Linked DNA regions of Mus musculus: region 1 is linked to region 2. A link is a loop called in an ENCODE intact Hi-C map of the cell type or tissue named here. Cell type or tissue: left cerebral cortex. All regions are shown on one strand. Each heading gives the region's core, and the rest is flanking DNA. Links, peaks and the distances in the headings are about the cores only. Region 1 holds the start of Smchd1 (SMC hinge domain containing 1). Region 2 holds the start of Wdr43 (WD repeat domain 43).

Region 1 (10,467 bases), core at 1,298-9,297, 140 kb after region 2:
AACATCTGAGGAGACAAGGACGTGGAGAAGACACCCCTTTTAAAACACTTTAAGTTTCCACCCCTTGCCCTGTTTTTTAAAGCACTTTTTTAATTTGGAGGACCAGCCAGCTACGTTTGAATGTTTGTCTTCTGGGACATTCCTGCTGGAGTTTAATCACTATTTTGAGTAATTAAGAGGGCGGAAACTTAATCCAATTAAGGCGTTTAGAGACTGGCCATAGGGAGTGATAAAGTCATTAGCATGTGTGTGTGGGGGGGGGAGGGGGGATGGTCAGGTGAGTAAGCAGAGATAGACACACATACTCCTAATCCTTTACCACTTGGTGCCCTGCACTGCCTAAGGGCTCTGCCAACTACAAGACTTACCTCCAGGTGTGCCCCTTGACCTTGAACCTCTAGTCCAGCTAGACAAAAGAAACATCTTTAATTTAGGGAGTAACGAGAAATCGCCGACCTAAAGGCTGTTTTCTATTACCAATCAACTGTATGTTGTTTTCCTGCTTTCTAACAAGATCCGTTCTCTTTCTCCCTCTTTGCCTTATTTAATGGCAATAGGGACCAAACCCAAGGTCTCCTCATCCACACACCATGAGAAGTATCAGTACTGATTTAGATACCACCTCTCATAGACAGCAGATACAGCATTATTCTCAAAAATCACTAGGGATTTTTGTAAACCTGTTTCTGTCCTGGGAGGGCGGGGTTAGCCATGTGACTGTTGTTGGCTCCTGGGACATTCCAAAGGAGCCAAGCAGGGCCTCGATAAACACTGGCACACTGTTTTTGTTTTCGAAACATGATGATCAGGTAAGACACTAGGTTTTCCTGGTAGAAATGTCTAATTAGAGAACTCGTGTAATTAAGCCAACAGCCTCAGCTTGATTGCCAGCCAGGGATGTGAGCCTGTCACCTTCCACTCACCTTGGTGCAGATGCTGGTGACTATGCTAAGTAAGCAATCTTGCCAGCAGAGCTGCACAGAGGAGCTCAAACTGCAGTATCATGAGCCAGCAATGGTTCCTGCTTAAAGCCACTACATTACAGTTTTAGGAAAAAAACAAAACAAAACAAAACAAAAAAACAGTTGGGCAGTGGTGGTACCCACCTTTAATCCCAGCACTTGGGAGGCAGAGGCAGGCAGACTTCTGAATTCAAAGCCAGCCTGGTCTGACAGACTTAGTTCCAGGATATCCAGGGCTACACATGAAGAAAAATTAAAATCTAATTTAATCTTCGATAACTTTATATATTTACATAATGTGTTCTGTTCATATTCACCCTCATTCCCGTCTCTTACTCTTCTTGCCCCTTCCTACTTTCACATCCTTTAAAAAAAAAAAAAAAAAAAAACCTTTTTACCCTGCAATCACTGGGTGAGGGTTGCACTCCTGAGCATGGGCGTGGTCTAATTTACAAGATCCCCGGCAGCTGGCTAGAGTTAAGGCACTACATTTAAATACACTCACACGTGCAACCACAAAATCAGGTGTGGTTGTTCAAGTGTGAAAGGTCAGCTCTCAGAAACTGGAATCTGAGGTACTGAGCTACAGGAGCCAAACTTGATTACATTAGCAAGACTTTGTCTCAGAACAAGCACCACACAGACACACAGACAGACAGACAGACAGACAGACAGACACTCACATAAACCAGTATTTACAATACTGGTTTTATTGCTTTTTTTCTAGCTTCTCCTAAAGCACTAACAAAAATACTAAAGATTTAAAAAATGAGTGGTAGTAAAGAAAAAAAGAAAGATGCAGGTAATAGTATGTCTACCTATGTGTTTCAGCAGGTGAAAAAATGACTTCTTTTTTTTTTTTTTTTTTTTTTTTTCTGAGACAGGGTCTGGTATGTAGCTCTGGCTGTCCTGGAACTCACTCTGTAGAATACCATAGCCTAGAACTCTCTGAGACCTGGCTGCCTCTGCCTCCCCAGTACTGGGACTGAAGGCATGTGGCACCATCATCCATCTTTAACTTTAAGCTGTTTTTAATTGCAGACTTCAATGTAACTCCTTACTTCACTTCCTGATCTGTTTCTGAAGCAGCTCTGTTAGTATCTCAGGACGTTCTCAGCCACAGCTTGAGTCTCATCCCAAGGGGGAAGGGAGGAGAGGACACTACCAAGGGCCACTAAGTTTCACTGTGGTTTGTTGTAGTACAACAGGTAATTGACACAAGACGCTTTAAAAAAATCCCAGCAAGAGCCGGGCGGTGGTGGTGCACACCTTTAATCCCAGCACTTGGGAGGCAGAGGCAGGCGGATTTCTGAGTTCGAGGCCAGCCTGGTCTACAGAGTGAGTTCCAGGACAGCCAGGGCTACAGAGAAACCCTGTCTCAAAACAACAAAAAACAAAAAACAACAACAACAAAAATTCCCAGCAAGGCAAGTGGATCTCTGTGTGTCTGTGTATTTTAGGTCAATCTGGTCTACACAGTCAATTCCAGGACAGCCAAAGCTACACAGAGAAGCTCTGTCTGGAAAAACAAAACAAAACATGTATCTTCTGGTAAAGGTGACTGCTTTCAATCTTGACAATTTGAGTTTGATCCCTGAGACAATTATGGTGGAAAGAGAAACCTAATTTGCACAAACTGTCCTCTGACCTCAATACCTGTCCCAGGGCCACCCTTCAACTAAAAGTGTCTGTGTGTGTGCTCCCACTTTCACACAACGCATGTTGAGGGAGGGGGGGGGAGTAGTGTTTAAAATAAATAAAATATATTCAGTAGGTATTATAAGTGATGACAAGTGAGTGACCAGAACTAACCAGGAAACTAGGTCATTTCAAACCCACTTTATTAATTTCTCGGAAAGAACAGACCCTCTATATATTTAGATTTTCTTTTAAGAATCAAAGGTGACTGGCACAAGGAAGTGTTCTGACATGATTCTAGACTGCTACACTGTCATCTAAGCAACTAACTGAATATGGAGTTGTGGTTGGCTTCTTACTTGTGCTCTGCCTGTTTCCCTAGTGCTAGGATTACAGGCATGTACTGACTCACCTAGCGTAAGAGTTGACATTTCTTTCTTTAAGAGGATTTATTATTATTAATTTGCTTGAGAAAGGGTTTCTCGGTGTAGTCCTGGTTGTCTGAAACTCATAGGCCAGGTTGGCCTGAAGCTCAAGAGGTTTGCCTGCCTCTGCCTCCTGAGTGCTGGGATTAAAGGGATGCGCCACCGCATCCAACTCCTTAGAGCTGTCTTTAATAATGCTGCTCAGAATCTTTTCTTTTTTTTTTTTTTAGATGACAACTGAGAAGCTAATTTTAAAAAATGATGCCGGGTAGCAAGCATAATAGTAACAGAATTGTGCTGTTTTCTGGTATCCCCACCCCCATTTGAACGGCGTGTTCTCGATGTCGCTACAAGTTTGTTCAAATGACAGCTGGTCCTGGAAATGCTGTTACTGCTATTGATGAATAACATACTACTCTCACTTTTTTTTTTTTTTTTCGAGACATGGTTTCTCTGTAGCCCTGGCTGTCTTGGAACTCACTTTGTAGACCAGGCTGGCCTCAACTCAGAAATCCACCTGCCTCTGCCTCCCAAGTGCTGGGATTAAAGGCGTGCGCCACCACGCCCGGCTCACTGTTACATTTTTAATGTAAATATTTATACATACAGGATTTGAACCTTTGGAGACACTAGCTATGCTGTGATGTTAGGAAAAAGTATCCTAGTTCATCATGCTGAGTTGATATCACAATAGTTAAGACGGTCCAGGAATTGTACACACTGTATTAAATATGTAAGGTCTTATCTATGCGGGCTGGGTTATAGAAACTAATGTTCTCTAAATAATGAGAACAAATAAAAAAAATCCACATTAGGACCAGCTGTTAAGGATTTGATTCCCTGCACCTGCATCTGGAGGCTCACAACCATCTCCAACTTCAGAGAATGGAGTCCTCTGACCTTCAAAGTGCTTCTGTTTTTACTTATGAGATTTATAATTTGGTATTACAGAGAAATTGCCCTGTTGACCCTTTGGCTGTTAAGCCCCAATTTGCTGAACCACAAAGGCAATTCATCTTGCTTGTTAACTAAGACTTAGAGAAATGATTTGTCTTTCTCCAGTTGTTCAAATCAAACACGGCCCATAAAAGGGATAGAAGGAAATGGTTGTGTGAGTTTTAAAGATAAAATGTAAAATGCCAGCTAGGAGTAGTGACTCATACCTCTGAAGCCATCAAGGGTTCAGGTTGGGTCAAGGCAGGAGGATCAAAGTTTGATGTAGGCCTAGGAAGACTGACAAAAAGCAAATTACAATAAGATTTTACAGAAATCTCATGATAGTTGGAGGTTATTCTCGTGTCTCCTGTCTCTCAGGTGCCCTTTCAAGAACATGACCAGCTTTTGGTCACAACTTCACCTACCTCACCTACTGTTTCATTTTCTCTTCTTCCAGTCATACTATTTATGCCGCTCTACGCAAACCTTCACACTTTTGTATGTCTGGCCAACTGTCCTTGGTGCCAACAACCCGGTCTGTTTCCAAGGTGCATTGACTTTGAGTCTAGCTTTACCATTGATCATTAAGGCTCCTGCGAACCTAGTAAAACAGCACCCTTAAATCTGATCCAACTTCTAGACACATAAAAGAACTCAATTAATTAATGGGTTTCATTAATTTACACGTTTCTCTCAAGTACAAAGCATCCAGGTTTTAAGAATCAGAGAGCAAGCATCTGGCAAGGTTACCCGCCCCCCCCCATTCCTTGCTATCTGTAGAGTCAGAAGCGCATCCCCCAATAATTATGCTCAAGTTTTCTTTTTTATTTATTTATTATTGGATATTTTCTTTATATACATTTCAAATGCTATCCCGAAAGTTCCCTATGCCCTCCCTCCACCCTGCTCCCCTACCCACCCACTCCTGCTTCTTAGCCCTGACATTCCCCCGTACTGGAGCATATAAAGTTTTATGCTCAAGTTTTCGAGGAGGCTGTCTTACACATTGCACGCTTAGAAGCTGACTCAACCTCGGTGAGTAGGTTAGGTATTATCCCAAGACTCCCAGCCGCCTAAAGCCTCAGAGCCTGGCTAACCCGGGGGCGCGCATCGCGGCCTCGTGACGTCAGAGACCCGCTCTTCCTCGAGGCCGAGCTTTTGTCTCATTGTCCCACAGTAGAACCCACCCACGACGGCGAAGGAAGCGTGCAAGCAGAGCGGTGCCCGGTGTTTTAGCTAGTGTCCACCGCACCGGGACCCAGGTGGTGCAAGCTTCCAGCCGCCGCGTCCGCCCGACTTGGTAGCGCCCTGGAGACCGCATGGCTAGGGGGAAGGCGCCAGGGCCCTGCAGCGGGAGCCTGCATAGACCCTGGGGCGACACGCTTGCGAGTTGCGCCCCCCCCCACCTCCCCCCGCGAAGGCCCCTAAGGCGCTGGAAGCCAGCTTCCAGGCCGTCCCCAGTCCCCGCGGTCCGCAGGAGCCCGGGGGCGTGGCCTGGGCGCGAAGCCCCGCCCCACCTTGGCCAGCCCCGCCCCGCCCCACGGCCTGCTGGACTAGCCGGGTCTCCGTCCGCCGTCCTCTTCCTCCTGCGCAGCAGCCACGGCGGCGGCCCGCTCTCAGGTCACGGAAGGAGGCTTGGTGGGCGGCGGCGTACGTAGCTGGCGGGCTCTGAGGCGCGCTCAGCGCGTCCCTGTGTTCGCGGGTCGCGGAAGTGACGTACGGCACCCCGGCAGAAGCGCGTTTGAATCGGTTCCCGGGTTACTTCCCGGCCGCTGCCCACAGTCGGTGCTGCGCGGCCCGCTGAGGCTCGGAGCCGCGGCGGCTGGAGCCGAGGGCACGCGCGGGGTCGGTGTCTCCGGGAAGCGCGCCCGAGAGCCGCAGGGCCTTCTCTTTTTTTCTCCCTCAACATGGCAGCGGAGGGCGCCAGCGATCCCGCCGGCCTCTCGGAGGGATCTGGGAGAGATGGCGCCGTCGACGGCTGTAGGACGGTGTACTTGTTTGACCGGCGCGGGAAGGACTCGGAGCTAGGGGATCGCGCACTGCAGGTCTCGGAGCACGCGGACTACGCGGGGTTCCGCGCTTCTGTGTGTCAGGTACGTCCCGGGGCGCTGGAGGGATGCTCGCGAGGAGGTGAGGGTAGGTGGCCTGAAGCCTGGGTGGGTCACCGCCATAAACTTGTCAGATGGCCGGGATCTTGCGGCCTTGGCCTCTGCCGGGTGCCCACGTTGCGGATGATCCCTGGTTGGATGTCCCGGCCGGCCTGGCTTTGGCCAAGAAGGATGGGATCACGCCCCTCCGTGGGCCCGTGCTGGTCTAGCGTTCGGGACTTCCAAGTTAGTGGGCGCTTATAGGTTTAGTTACTGCTTTATGGTTGCAGAGTAGTTAGTGCATCCTCCTGTCGGAGAAGCACCTGTGTTTGTCCTAGTTTGTAACTTCAGAAGATGCAGAGTTGCATCCACTGGACAGTCAGTGTTGCGAGGGTTGCGCTGTTTGGTGGTGGTGGGGGGGTGAGATTCCAGGAGTCCGGGTACCTCAGGTTCAGGGAGGTGATGGAGGGAGTCTTTTACCGGCTTGTCTTGTCAGAAAGGTTTGCCTGGTCCGTCCCAGCAGGATTCTTCTACAGAGTAATACTAAGTTAGGTTAGTATTAGGAGCTGTCCTGGTTCTCTGAGCTCCAACTTCCTTGGGAGTTCCTGAACTAGCTCTAAGTGACCATGCGGACAACAAAGAACGAGTATACCTGCTTGGGGGGAAAAAAAAAAGAATGACTACGTAGCAAGACGTGCTTTATACTGTGAGATGCTTTATAGGTTGTTGTTGTTCTTACTGTTGCCTGAGCTTGAGTATGTTGGGGGAGGGGTATTGCGGGGTTTTGTTTTGAGGTCTTGCTGTGTAGCTCAGGCTAGCCTAGAAGTCTCTGTTGACCAGGTTGGCCTCGAACTTTATCCGCCTTTGCTGTCCAGTGTTGGTAGTCACAGACCCAAGTGCCACCGTTCTGGGCTCTGAACTTTTAAAAGAAGAATATGGCAATAAAACAGTGTTTTAAACAGTGTTTTCCTTCCAGAAAACCTAGTTTAGGACACTGATTCTCAGCTTTCCTAATGTTGTGATCCTTTAATACAGTTCCCTATGGTGTGGTGCCCCCCCACCCCAATTATTCTAGTTGTTACTTACTAACTGTTATGAATTGTAATGTAAATGTCTGTTTTCTTATGGTCAGAACCACTGTCCTAAGATAGTACCTTGTATATTTGTTGAAAAAATTCAAATTGAGTTTGACTTTGCCAAAGTGGGCTTTCTTTTTCCTTTTCTTTTCTTTTGGTTTTTCGATTCTTTTTCTCTATTTCTTTTTCTTTTTCTTTTCTTTTTCTTTTTTTTTTGGGGGGGGTTTTCGAGACAGGGTTTCTCTGTATAGCCCTGGCTGTCCTGGAACTCACTCTGTAGAACTCAGAAATCTGCCTGCCTCTGCCTCCCGAGTGCTGGGATTAAAGGTGTGTGCCACCACGTCAGGCTCCGGCTTCTCTCTCTCTCTCTCTCTTTCTTTCTGTCTTTCTTTCTTTCTTTCTTTCTTTCTTTAAAAAAAGTGTTTCATTCATTGTTTTTTTTCCTACTTTTTTTTTAAGATTTATTTATTTAATGTATGTGAGTACACTGTTGCTATCTTCAGACACACTAGAAAAGAACATCAGATCCCATTACAGATGGTTGTGAGTCACCATCTGAACTCAGGACCTCTGGAAGGGTAGTCAGTGCTCTTAACCTCTGAGCCATCTCTCCAGCCCAAGAGTAGCATTGCTCTTAACCACTGGGTTATCTCTAGCTCCTGGATCTGTCTTCTTTGCTCTGTTGGTTTATGCTACAGATCTCATGGTGTTGTTTGTATTAACAGTTGGGCTGAGTCAAACACTTACATAGTTGTCCTCCTGGTTTGTTTTCTTATTTTCGTTTCTTCTTAAAGATTTGTTTATTTATTTTATATATGTGAGTACACTGTAGCTGTCTTCAGACACAAGTGGAGGGGGCTTCGGATCCCATTACAGTTGGTTGTAAGCCACCATGTTGTTGCTGGGAATTGAACTCAGGAGCTCTGGAGGATCATCGAGTGCTCTTTAACCACTTATCCATCTCTTCAGTCCTTGAAGTTTGTTTTCTAGAATGTGATAAAACATTGTGACCAAAAGCAACTTTGGGGAGGAAAGTGTTTGTCCATCGTTGAGGGCAGCCAGGGCAGGAGCTGAAGGTAGAAACTGAAACTCTGACTGTGGAAGAATGCTGCTTATGGTTTGTTCTCCCTGGCTGCTTCATTCATTCATTCATTCATTCACTCATTTCCTGTCCCCCTCCCTCTTCTTCCCTCCAGTTTCGTTTCCTCCCTTCTCCCTGCCCCTTACCTGCGCCAGTGGTGCCACCCACAGTGGTCTTGGTCATGCCATATTAATCAAGAAAATGCCCCCCACGCTGGCCAACAGGATGGTTTGATGGAAGCATTGTCTCTGTGAGGCTTTCTCTTCCTAGACTAGCTTGTGCGAAGTTGACAAAAAAAAAAAAAAAACTAATCAGCACAATAATTCACAAGAAGTAAAAACAGTAGATCTGATCATTTGTTGGTTTGTTTGTGACAGAGGTAGGTCTAGAACACTTGGGTAGTCTAGGCTGGCCTTGAACTCCTCTCCTTCCATCTCAGCCTCCTAGAAGTGCATGGCCACACCCAGCGTTAGATCAATTTGACTCCAAACAAAAACATTCTAGGTTCACTGCTGTAGTTCTATGTTTCTTTTTCCTGTCACCACTATCTCCTCTTACTCCTCTCTTGACGGAGCTCAGTTTTAGTAATCACTTTGTACTCCAGGCCAGCCTTCCACTGTGGACAAACCTTTAGTTCGGCCTGCCAAGTGTGAGGAGTGCTGGTGTGGCTACTGTGTCCATTTAAAACCATACCATTCAGAGTACACTTGTTACTTTTTTGTAGCAAGAACACAGCATTTACTCAACATTTTTCAAATATGCAAGCCATTATTATTATTATTATTTTTAATTTTTTGTATATGAGCATACTGTACAGATGGTTGTGAGCCACCATATGGTTGCTGGGAATTGAACTCAGGACCTCTGGAAAAGCACTCAGTGCTCTTAACCGCTGAGCCATCTCTCCAGCCCCTTATTTTTTAACCTATGGGATTTATTATGATTGTATTTATTATGAGTGTATATATACATTACACACATACACGTTTATGCACATGCTGCTGCTGTGTATGGACATAGAGGACAACTTTAAGGAGTTGGTTCTCGTCTTGCCCTATGTGGGTCCTGGGTTTTGTTTTGTTTAAACACATGCTGACTAACTCTGGCTTCTCTCGCTTCTCCTGAATTACTCTGCTTGGCCTTAAACAAACTGGCAATCTGTTCTAATCTTCTGGCGGCTTCTCATTCTCTGGCTCATTCTGTGTCTAGCTTGTTCTGTCGGTGCAACCTGTCTCTCTATAACTCTCCCTATTTTAAAAAACTGCCTCCTCCTTTCTTACCCCCCCCCCCCCCATGTAGCTTCCCTTTCCTCTCTTTTCTTGAGAGTTGGGCATCTCTCTGATTTATTCTGTCACATTTTTCTCTGATTCAGCACTTTTTTGCTCACTTGTCTGCCACTCAATTAGATGTCACTTTCAAACATGGGTGCTTCCTTCTATAAACTAATTTTACCTTCCTTGTTTGGGATTAATGTTAAGGGCTGAGCCACATCATAACTAGAAGCATAATCTTGGGATTCACATTGTGATCAAATATCCTGCAATAATAGGCCCAAGCTATAATATTTGGGAGGTCAGGTCTATGAAACACATTTTTAATTTGCAATTATTTTATTGGAATTTAATCCCTTATAAAAGAATATTTGTATAGTCTTAGTTGAGTAAAAACTAATTTAGATAACAAAGGTATTAGCATTCCTATCTATAGATATGTGGGTAAGTATATTGACAGTTGAAAGGCAGAAGCCATCTATGAAGTTAGTCATAAACTGGACTAAGTACGCTAATCCATTATTCTAGAAAAATCCTTAAAAGAAAACCTTAAAAACAATAGTTTTATGGGTGTATTGTATGAAATAATTAGATACATCTAATATTTTCCAGATATTTGTACATGTGTACATGTGTGTGGTTGTGTGGACGTGTAGGCCAGAGGTCAACCTTGAGTGTCATTCAGCACTCTCCTCCTTGGGGATGTGTGTGTGTTAACGTGTGTGATTAAGCCAGAGGACAGACAACCTTGATTGTTGATCCTTGTTTTTTTGAGACAGAGATTCTCATTGACCTAGAGTTGCCAAGTGGGCTAGGCTGGCTCCTTCTAAGGAGGGCTCTGGGATTGAACTCAGATGGTTCGGTTTGGCAGCAGCATCTTTAGTAGCTGAGCCGTCTCACAGGTTTGTATTTAGAGCACTGGGATTACATGGGTGAGATTCCATTCCCTGATTTGTGTATTACATGCCTTGCCCCCTGGCCTTACAGTATT
Region 2 (10,467 bases), core at 1,681-9,680:
ACTCAAGCCCTGTGACTAGGCCATAAGTGCTTACTCCCAATTCCTGTGTTACCTCACCACCCCCAAATCTAATGTTATAAGAACAATTCCACCCAAATAGTCCTGAATCCAGGTTGGCACTACTGATTCCAGCTCCATTCTAATACCATGCTCTCTAAACTTTACACACACTTTTCCTCCAGAAATCTCTTGCTTCTCTTAAGTTGGACTGTGGGGCTGGAGAGATGGCTCAGCGCTCTCCAGAAGGTCCTGAGTTCAAATCCCAGCAACCACATGGTGGCTCACAACCATCCGAAATGAGATCTGATGCCCTCTTCTGGTGTATCAAAAGTGTACTTACATGTAATAATAAATAAATCTTAAAAAAAAAAAGTTGGACTGCGCAGGACCAGTCAATCCTGAGCTGTCCATCTGTCAGTCAGTTATTCCCTCTAAAGAACGTAATACCGACTGTACATATAAAGCTTAAGGAATGAGAAAGGTTGTTGGTTCAAGAATCTGTAATGGGAGATCTGCATGAAGGCACTAGGAGTGAAAAGTCTTTACTAACGTCTTACTACTTTATTAAGACTGATTTCTTAGAGTAAAGAGATTTCCAACATGAGCTAAGCAAGAACCACCAAAAGCCCATCGGATCCAGGGCATCAGAAAGCCGAGGCAGCCACACACGTGTGATGTCAAAAAGCCACAAACTGAGGGCAAGGATTTAAAAAGCATAACCGGGCGGCTGGAGAGATGGCTCAGCGGTTAAGACCACTGAGTTCAACTCCCAGCAACCACATGGTGGCTCACAACCATCCCTAATGAGATCTGACGCCCTCTTCTGGAGTGTCTGAAGGCAGCTACAGTGTACTTACATATAATAATAAATAAATCTTTAAAAACATAATCATAACCAGACAAGCAGAGTCTGACTGGTCCTGTCAACAATTACACAACGGCTTTTCAGAATGAGACTGTAGAGAGTTTGCATAACACATGGAGGCCCAAACACACTCAGGGATACAACTAAAACATGAAGGTTTCAAAAACAGATCTGGGCGTGAGACACTCAGCAAACAGAGGCAGGCCAATCTCTGAGGCCCATATCGTCTACAAAGTGAGTTTCAAGGATGCCCAGGGCTGTTCCATAGGGAATCCTGTCTCAAAAAAAAAAAGTTTCACAGGAAAACTTATCCTCACCATTCCATTCTATCTCACGAAACACTATTAATAGCCTGCTAAATCTACTTCATGACCCACTAATGCATCAAACCAGCCTTAAAAACTGACCTTAGACACTGAAAATTATGTTCAATTATTAGTAAGTAGTTTTAAAGTCCATTTTTGACCCATTTTAATGGTATTTACTCTGGCATATGTATTTCATAGATAAGAGTGAAAATACATACATCTCATCAAGTCACAAATATATCAAAACAAATGTTCTTCTACCAATAGAACCTGATCTGTAACCTTTACCTTCTGTCTTAGGGCTTCTATTCCTGCATAAACATCATGACCAAGAGACAAGTGGGGGAGGAAAGGGTTTATTCAGCTTACACTTCCACATTGCTGTTCATCACCAAAGGAAGTCAGGACTGGAACTCAAGCAGGTCAGGAAGCAGGAGCTGATGCAGAGGCCATGGAGGGATGGTCCTTACTGGCTTGCTTCCCCTGGCTTGATCAGCCTGCTCTCTTATAGAACCCAAGACTACCAGCCCAGAGAAGGTACCACCCACAAGAAACCCTACCCCCTTGATCACTAATTGAGAAAATGCCTTACAGCTGGATCTCATGGAGGCATTTCCTCACATGAAATTCTTTTCTCTCTGATAACTCCATCTTGTGTCAAGTTGACACACAAAACCAGCCAGGACACCTTCCTTTGAAATATTAAGTACTTGAGACCTCCAGACTGTCAGGAATACAGCTGAATTGTTGTACTGTATCTCCAGAGAGGGTACTGAGGAGAGCTTAAACTTTTCCTAGCAATTTCACCAGTGTCTCAGTTGTGCTCTAATGCATTCTAATACCTAAAATGCCCATCCTTCAGTTAGGTCCTAGGCTGTGTTTATTCATGTTTCCACAAAGCATGTGGAAGTGAACTATGGTCCCAACATCAGACAGGGTCAGACTTCCAGGTTTTATTACCAGAGGATGAAGAAAAACAAGTTTGAGAGAAAGATAGTGGGTAGCAACAGGATCAATTTCTAGGTGGCTTAAATGTGTGGCTCTAGCCTGCTACTAGCATAACAGGTTCAATACAAACATAAACCAGAGAAGCGCTAAATCGATCATGGCATAAACTTCAAGGTATTATGATCATTCTAGAAACAGGAAAAAGCCTTTTAAACATTTATGAAACACCACTACAACCTATTATTCAAGAAACACAGTATAACTTTACCTTTCTCTACTGGTAGAGTACCAAACATTGTCCTTGTAGCAAATTGCCCATTCCTAAACCAAGGGCAGGACACTCAATATGACTTCATTCCATTCAATACAGCACTGCATGAGCACAGGAGTCCAGACAGAACAATAACCACTATGGACCAAGTCTCACCATAACAATCATTTATGTGTTATTACCTCATTTAATCCTAAGAGCTCTGGAAGCAAGATGTCTACGCTGGGCAGTGGTGGCGCACGCCTTTAATCCCAGCACTTGGGAGGCAGAGGCAGGCGGAGTTTGAGGCCAACCTGGTCTACAAAGTGAGTTCCAGGACAGCCAGCTATACAGAAAACAAACAAACAAACAAACAAACAAACACAAAAAAAAAAAAACAAAACACATATGCCACCAGAGTAAGTACCATTTAAGTGGGAGCCACTGCTTCTAGAAATAGGTCTGAAGGTGAGACAAATAAGGATTTGGGGGAAAAAAAAAGATAGTATGTCTACTAAATCCCATACCAAACCATACCAATGTACTGGGAACGTGGGCTTTATAATAACATCCATTTTATGTGTCACACTTTAAACACTTAAAAATGTAAAACAGGTTTAGTATGATGATCATCTGAATACTTAAAATACCAGGGCACACAATCCAGTGAGCCCCAAAGCGGAGTTTGAGCGGCTGCCACAAACTCTAAGCCACACACTACCTGGACCTGTAAGCCCACCCCAGCACCAAGCAGACCAGTTAAGTCTACCGCTGAACTGGAAAAATGCTGCTTCCGTGAGTCACATGCTCAGGATGGGAACTGACAGCTCTGCAGCCATCCATGATGAAGTGCAAGGGTAGGAGTTCACCGTGTAAGGGGCTAGGCTGGGATCCTAGTGCTACCGCTTGTTAGTGACCAACCATGCCGTTTAGCTTCCTGAGCCCTGACTGCTTTTCTAGCTCTGATTTTGTGGTACTATTGATTCAATCCAGGGTCTTTCATATGCTAGGCAAGTTTTCTATCTTTGAGCTACATCCCAGCCTAAGTCTGTTTACTAATTCCCAGACATTTAGTAGTTGCATAGCAGAAATGGCAACATATAGATAAAAAGAAAGTGAAACTTACTGGCACTTGAAAGCAGGGCTTGCTGGGGACTGCACCGGCACTCTGGGGATGCTAACCACTGGGCACATCCAATCCAGCACACCACTTGGGAACCAGGACTCGGGTCATCTTGTCACATAAAGTTGCTTTAATTTGAGGAGCTTTGTTGAAAAGTTAAAGTTGGGCTCCTTTAAAAATGGTTGTATCCCTACTGTATCACAGTGGATGAAAATCTCCAAACCGCTATTTTTGAAATTTGGATTTTGTTCTGGGACATAGAAGATTGGAAATGAGTATCTAATACTATCTGTTGAGGACAACCAAGAACTTCAAAGACACGAGTTCCGAGTCTAGTTCCTGTTGGCCTTTATTGAAATTGCTTGCTTTGACATACCTTGTGGACTAAGGACAAAAATACAAGATACTAATACCACTAGTAATTAGCACTTCACTTAAGGCGCTATACACTATTCTAAGTGATTATCCTCATGTTATAAGTAGGGAACAAAAAACACAATTATTACAGAGGCTGGACTCCTACTTTTACAGCCTGGCTACAAGCACTTAGCTAACTGCTCTCTCTGTATTTCTGAGTGTTAGTAAGTACTCTCACCACTTTACAGGACTGTTAAGTTAAAAAGAAAACTGTATAAAGTTAAAAAAAAAAGTGCAGCAGCTCTAATGCTGACAATTACATAACTTTCACAAATCTGATTATGTTTGACTTATAGGGCCTCATATCTGCTCTTTGTCACCAAGAAAAGCTGGAATCCGGTAAGTAGCTAACCACTGTCACACAGAGTATAGCAACTTAGATAAAATAAATTTATGTGAAAGTTTACTCTTGGGATGGGAAGGAGTAAGCTATCCCAACAACTTTAACATCAGTGACAGCAAAACGTCACATATTTTAGGATACCTTTTACACCGGTTCCAGATTTTTGCCTGCCGACTGCCTAACCACGTGCGTGCCGAGATCTAACCGGGTGAGTCAACAGTGAGCAGCATTTACCTGACAGCGAAAAGGATTCCCTAACTAAGCAGTTTCCCAACTACGAGAGAAAAAAAAAAAATCACCAGGACCTACATCATATGCCCTACTCTATTTCACTGTACCTCCGCTGAGAAAGAAGGGAACTTAGAAATGGAAAAGAGTTTGTGGGACGACGAATCCCACAACCTAGAGGCAGAAGGGAACACGTGTTGAACACGCATCCGAGCCGAGGGAAGGGGCTCCCGGAAGGAACTTAACCTAGACGTGCGCATTCCAAGTGCCCAAAGCAAAACCAATACCGGGGTCCGGGATGCGGAAGCGCGAGACGGTCCTAAAGTGCGCACCGGGTAGCTCTGATGGGGACCCAGGCCTGGGAAGTCTGAGGCCGCCCCCCGGGGGAGCAGAGGCTTCGATGAACATGGCGGCCCAGAAGCAGCCGGGGTGCAGACCTCGTGGAGACCGCGGGATCGGGCCGCACCCTCCCGCAGCCCCCCTCGGGCCAGGCCGCACTTTGCAGCCGCGGCGCCGGCCCAAGCGCGCCGCCGGCCCGGCTCCGCGCCTCCTCTCTCCCGGGACGCCCCGGGCCACGCGCGCCAGGGGTGCCACGCGCCTCGCCGCCCGGCCCGGGATGCCGCAGCCCGGCAGGAGGTCCCCGTCCCCGTCGCCGTCCCCGCTCATCCTACCTTGGCCTGCAGCCGTGCTGGCGCCCAGGCCAGGCAGGTGCAGGTACCGCTGAGGTGCGCGGAAGGCACGTACTCCTGGTGCAGCCGGTTGTTGGCGGTCTCCCATACTCGCAGCTGACCGTCACTAGAGGCTAAAGCGAAGTAGGCTTGACTGTCCGGCGAGAAGGCGCAGGGGACCCCCGCCGGGGCCAAGGGGTCGTAGCTACCGCCGCCTCCGGCCGCCATTGCTGCTCTGGCTCCGCGGCAGCCACGTGTTCGCCCGGGCGCAGGCGCACCGGCGCGGGGTGGGGCCTGCAGGGAGGAAGTGGGGCGGAGGGAACGCTGAGAGCCCAAGAAGTGGCTGGTCGTGACGCAGGCCAGCGTTTAGCCGGGCCCACCCTGTGGACGGTGGCTCAGTGGGGTCCTTCTTAACTTGTCCTGCGAAGGAAGCGCGAGGGGAAGTGATTTGCATACTACCGAGCCAGATCCTTCTTTTAAAACTACGTCCTATGAAACAACTAGACGAAATGTTTAAAAGAAATATTTACTTACATCTCCGAGATTGTAACAGCTGTTTCCATGTTTCTTTAGTCTCTTCGAGGACGTGGCCATGTACGTACAATAATTATCCAATCATAGTTCTATCAAAGTTAGAGTTGGGGCTTGAAGAAACAAGATGCCTCTTTTATCTGTGTTAACACACAGAGATACTATTGGACAAGAGAGGAGGTCAAGTTGGGTGTAAATAAAGAATCCGGGCGGTGGTGCCTCACGCCTTTAATCCCAGCACTTGGGAGGCAGAGGCAGGCGGATTTTTGAGTTCGAGGCCAGCCTGGTCTACAGAGTGAGTTCCAGGACAGCCAGGGCTATACAGAGAAACCCTGTCTCAAAAAACAAAAAACAACACACACACACACACACACACACACACAAAAGAAAAAAAAAAAAAAAGAAAAGAGAAACCAAACATATATTCCCATCTGGATGTGTGCCTTTTAATCCCAGCACTCTATCTGAGGCAGACGCAGGCACGGTCTAGAAACTGAATTCTATAACATCGAGGACTATAGGGAAACTGTCTCCAAAAGATAAATGATAGATAGATAGAAGAAATTTTTTCCTTATTTTATTGGTTCTTTTTTTTTAATTATTGGTTATTTTGTTTATTTAAATTTCAAATGTTACCCCCCCCCCGGGTTTCCTCTCCTAGAACCCCCATCCTACCCACCTCCCCCAGGCTGCTTCCTCACCCACATGCACACTCCCGCCCCACCACTCTAGCATTCCCCTACGCCGGGGCATCATGTCTTCACAGGACCAAGGGCCTCCACTCCCTTTGACGACAAACAAGGCCATCCTCTGCTACATATGCAGCTGGAGCCATGGGTCCCTCCTGTGTACTCTTTGGTTGATGGTTTAGTCTCTGGGAGCTCTGATGGTACTGGTTGGTTGATGTTGTTCTTCCAATGGGGCTGCAAGAGCCTCTCAGGAGACATCCATATCAGGCTCCTATCAGCAAGCACTTCCTGGCATCAGCAATAGTATTTAGGTTTGGTGGCTGTATATGGGATGGATCTCCAGGTGGGGCAGTCTCTGGAAGGCCTTTCCTTTAGTCTCTGCTCCACTCTTTGTCCATGTATTTCCTTTAAACAGGAGCAATTCTGGGTTAAAATTTTGAGAAGGGTTAATGGCCCCATCTCTCAACCAGGGACCGTGCCTAACCTCTGGATACAGGTTCTCTCTCCCCTTTGTTGGGTAATTCAGCTAAAGTCATCCCCCTTGGGTCCTGTAAACCTCTTGCTTTCCTAGCGTCTGGGACTTTCTGTTAGCTACCCATCCCCGTTGCTACATGCCTATGTTCAATTTCCTTACCCTCTATAGATCTCCCCTGCTCCTCCCACACCTGTTCCTGCACCCCCCCTCTTTTCCTCTTCCCCTCCTACATTCCTCCCAAGTCTCACTCACCCTCTACCTCCCATGATTATTTTGTTCCCCCTTCTAAGTAGGACTGAAGCATCCACACTTTGGTCTTCGTTCTTCTTGACCTTCATATGGTCTGTAAGTCATATCATGGGTATTCTGGGCTTTTTTCCTAATATCCACTTATCAATGAGTATATACCATGTGTGTTCTTTTGTGACTGTGTTACCTCACTCAGGGTGATATTTTCTAGTTCCAATCATTTGCCTGTGAATTTCATGAAGTCATTGTTTTTTAATGGCTGAGTAGTACTCCATTGTGTAAATGTACCATATTTTCTGTATCTTTTCCTCTCTTGAGGAACAACTGGGTTGTTTCCAGTTTCTTCTGGCTATAATAAATAAGGCTGCTATGAACATAGTGGAGCATATGTCCTTGTTATACGTTGGAGCATTTTTTGGGTATATGCCCAGGAGTGGTATAGCTGGGTCCTCAGGTAGTACTATTATTGAAAGACTCCGAGAGGAGCCCCTCGCTCAGGCCTCGGGACAATAGCGGACACATAAGAACTCACAAGAGAACAAACTTGATGCAAACCACATTAGGCTTTATTTGGGGAAAGCCAGAGCTCTGGGGACGACTCATATCCCACACAGGGGTAGAGGAGTCACCTCCACGGGAAAGAGGTCCCAGTTTTTATAGGCCCTCAGGGGAGAAAGGAAAAGGGAGAGTAGGAGATTTCCAGATCTAAACAATGTCTATCAATGGGTATGGGAGGGGTACAAGGAAAGAGTCTGGTGCAGGTGTAACAACTCCGGATTGGCCTGGCTGTGGTTGCTGGGGGAGATTTTTCCGACTCTTCCCCAGCAGCCAATATCACAAACACCTGGCAATGGGCTTCATCAGTGGGCACACACATGGGTTCAAAGAACAGTCAAAACATTGGCAGACACACGGGTTCAAGGAGTGGCCAGAGCATTGTGCACCTCTATTTTTCTAAATCAGTGAAGCTAGTTCTGCTAGCAATGAAATCTATCTTGCCAATTTCAGGGCTTCTGTGACCTTTTACATTCTGTCAGGATCTTTCACTATGTCCAATTTTCTGAGGAACTGCCAGACTGATTTCCAGAGTGGTTGTACCAACTTGCAATCCCACCAGCAATGAAGGAGTCTTCCTCTTTCTCCACATCCTCGACAGCATCTGCTGACACCTGAGTTTTTCTTATCTTAGCCATTCTCACTGGTAAGAGGTGGAATCTCGGGGTCATTTTGATTTGCATTTCCCTGATGACTAAGGATGTTGAACATTTCTTTAAATGCTTCTCAGCTATGTGTGATTCTTCAGCTGAGAATTCTGTTTAGCTCTGTACCCCTATTTTTTAATTGGGTTATTTGGTTCTTTGGAGTCTAATGTCTTGAGTTCTTTGTATATATTGGATATTAGCCTTCTATCAGATGTAGGGTTGGTAAAGATCTTTTCCCAAATGGTGGGTTGCTGTTTTGTCCTATTGACGGCGTCCTTTGCCTTACAGAAGCTTTGCAATTTTATGAGGTCCCATTTGTTGATTCTTGATCTTAGGGAATAAGCCATTGGTGTTCTGTTTAGCAAAATGTCCCCTGTGCCCGTATGTTCGAGACTTCTCCCCACTCTCTCTTCTATTAGATTCAGTGGATCTGGTTTTATATGGCGGTTCCTGAACCATGCGGACAAACAGAAGTATTGGTTACTTTCCTCCCTCCAGCAGAGCTTTCCACCCTCCCTTCTCTGGGAAGCTACAGTGAAGGTCTGAAAGACCTCCGATACAAAGTAAGAGTCCATCGTTAGGAAGCCCAACCTCCGATACAATGTAAGTGTCCATCTAGGAAGCCTAACCTCTGATACAATATAAGAGTCCATCATGTTAGCAAGTCCGTCCTCCATAACCTCACACTCACTGCCTCCCCTTTGATTTCTTGCCTTCAGTTTAGCATGTTCCTCATTTCCTCCACTTTCTGGCATCACAGTTCCTTGGGGCTTTTTTTCTTCCTCCATAAAGCTTAGCCACCATTCACGTGCTAGTGGTCAAATGTTTGTATGCCTCCAAACTTTGTCTCCCACCGCCCCCGAACTTAAATTTTCAATTCCGTATTCAGCATCTCCACATGGATATAGTGGTGAATTGAATAGTGTCACCAAAAAGCACGCGTCTGAGTTCTAATGCTGTTAACTGTAGGTGTGGCCTTAGGCTTTGCATATGTAATCTGGTTAAGAATCTCAAAATAATTTTATCTGAAGTAGTTCCTAAACCCAGTGACTAGCAGCCTTCTAAGGAAAAAAACAAAACAAAACAAACAAACAAACAAAAAAAAAAACAGATGCCTGGCAGTGGTGGTGCACGCCTTTAATCCCAGCACTTGGGAGGCAGAGGCAGTTAGATTTCAAGAGTTCAAGGCCAGCCTGGTCTACAAAGTGAGTTCCAGGACAGCCAGGGCTACACAGAGAAACCCTGTCTCAAAAAAAAAAAAAAAAAAAAAGGAAAACAACAACAAATCAGATGAACATTTACATGGGGGTTAGAGAGATGCACAATGAGTGTGAAGACAGCCAAAAACTGAATTCTAAACACACAAAGTGTGGTAGTAGTACATGCCTTTGAGTCTAGCAGCAATGGATGAATCCCTGTGAGTTTGCGACTTGTCTGGTCCAAATAGAGAATTCCAGGACAGCCAGAGATCCTATCTCAAAAACAAACAAATCTGAAAGAAATTGGAGAATCAGGGCTGGAGAGATGGCTCAGTGGTTAAGAGCACTGACTGCTCTTCCAGAGGTCCTGAGTTCAATTCCCAGCAACCACGTGGTGGCTCACAACCATGACACAGACAGTGTGCTCATATTAGATAGATAGATAGATAGATAGATAGATAGATAGATAGATAGATAGATAGATCTTTAGAAAAGAAAAGAAATGGAGACTCCTCCCCTAAGGGCTGGGCATGTAGCTCAGTATACAGCCAGTCCAGTACTGCCAAGAACTTGGTTCAGTCCTTGGCACTGCAAATAATATTTCATAATAAAATTCTTTCCTGGACTTTTTGAAGAGAGCATGGTCATATTAAGGCCTTGAACTCCTGTCGTCCAGCATGTGAGAGAACACATTTCTATTGTTATACTGTCATGCCTATGGTAGTCTATGGCAACAGCTCTAGGAAATGAACATAGATTTCCAATTAATTTTTCTTTTGGCGGGGGTGGGGGTGGGGTGAGTTGTTTTCACAGACAGGGTTTCTCTGTGTAGCCCTGGCTGTCCTGGAGTTCACTCTGTAGATCAGTCTGGCCTTGAACTCAGAAATCCACCTGCCTCTGCCACCCAAGTGCTGGGATTAAAGGCGTGCAAGCCACCACTGCCCAGCTTCCAATGGATTTTTTCAAAGTCAA

What was found. Hi-C counts contacts between places; a loop is a spot of excess contacts. Peaks named below come from ENCODE experiments on the same cell type or tissue, not always from the same donor. Only the 100,000 strongest peaks of a DNase experiment are listed, where the experiment ranks them.
Region 1: it touches region 2 in a loop (2.5-fold over the local background); 5 of 42 quality-filtered maps call a loop at or near these places.

Annotation. Positions count from the first base shown.
Region 1 is chr17:71,470,566-71,481,032 of GRCm38, reverse strand. It overlaps Smchd1 (SMC hinge domain containing 1), which reads left to right and starts at 5,690. Exons shown (of 48, transcript NM_028887.4): 1 at 5,690-6,054. The coding sequence starts at 5,869. In left cerebral cortex, for the core only: a CTCF peak has its summit at 5,859 (motif pointing right); DNase peaks (open chromatin) are centred at 5,100 and 5,626; H3K4me3 peaks cover 2,322 bases; H3K27ac peaks cover 1,512 bases.
Region 2 is chr17:71,611,172-71,621,638 of GRCm38, reverse strand. Wdr43 (WD repeat domain 43) reads right to left here and starts at 5,424. Exons shown (of 18, transcript NM_175639.1): 1 at 5,154-5,424. The coding sequence starts at 5,378. Gm30091 (a long non-coding RNA gene) reads left to right here and starts at 8,255. Exons shown (of 3, transcript XR_385737.3): 1 at 8,255-8,295; 2 at 8,716-8,899. In left cerebral cortex, for the core only: no CTCF peak of the experiment used is centred there; DNase peaks (open chromatin) are centred at 4,795 and 5,490; H3K4me3 peaks cover 1,936 bases; H3K27ac peaks cover 589 bases.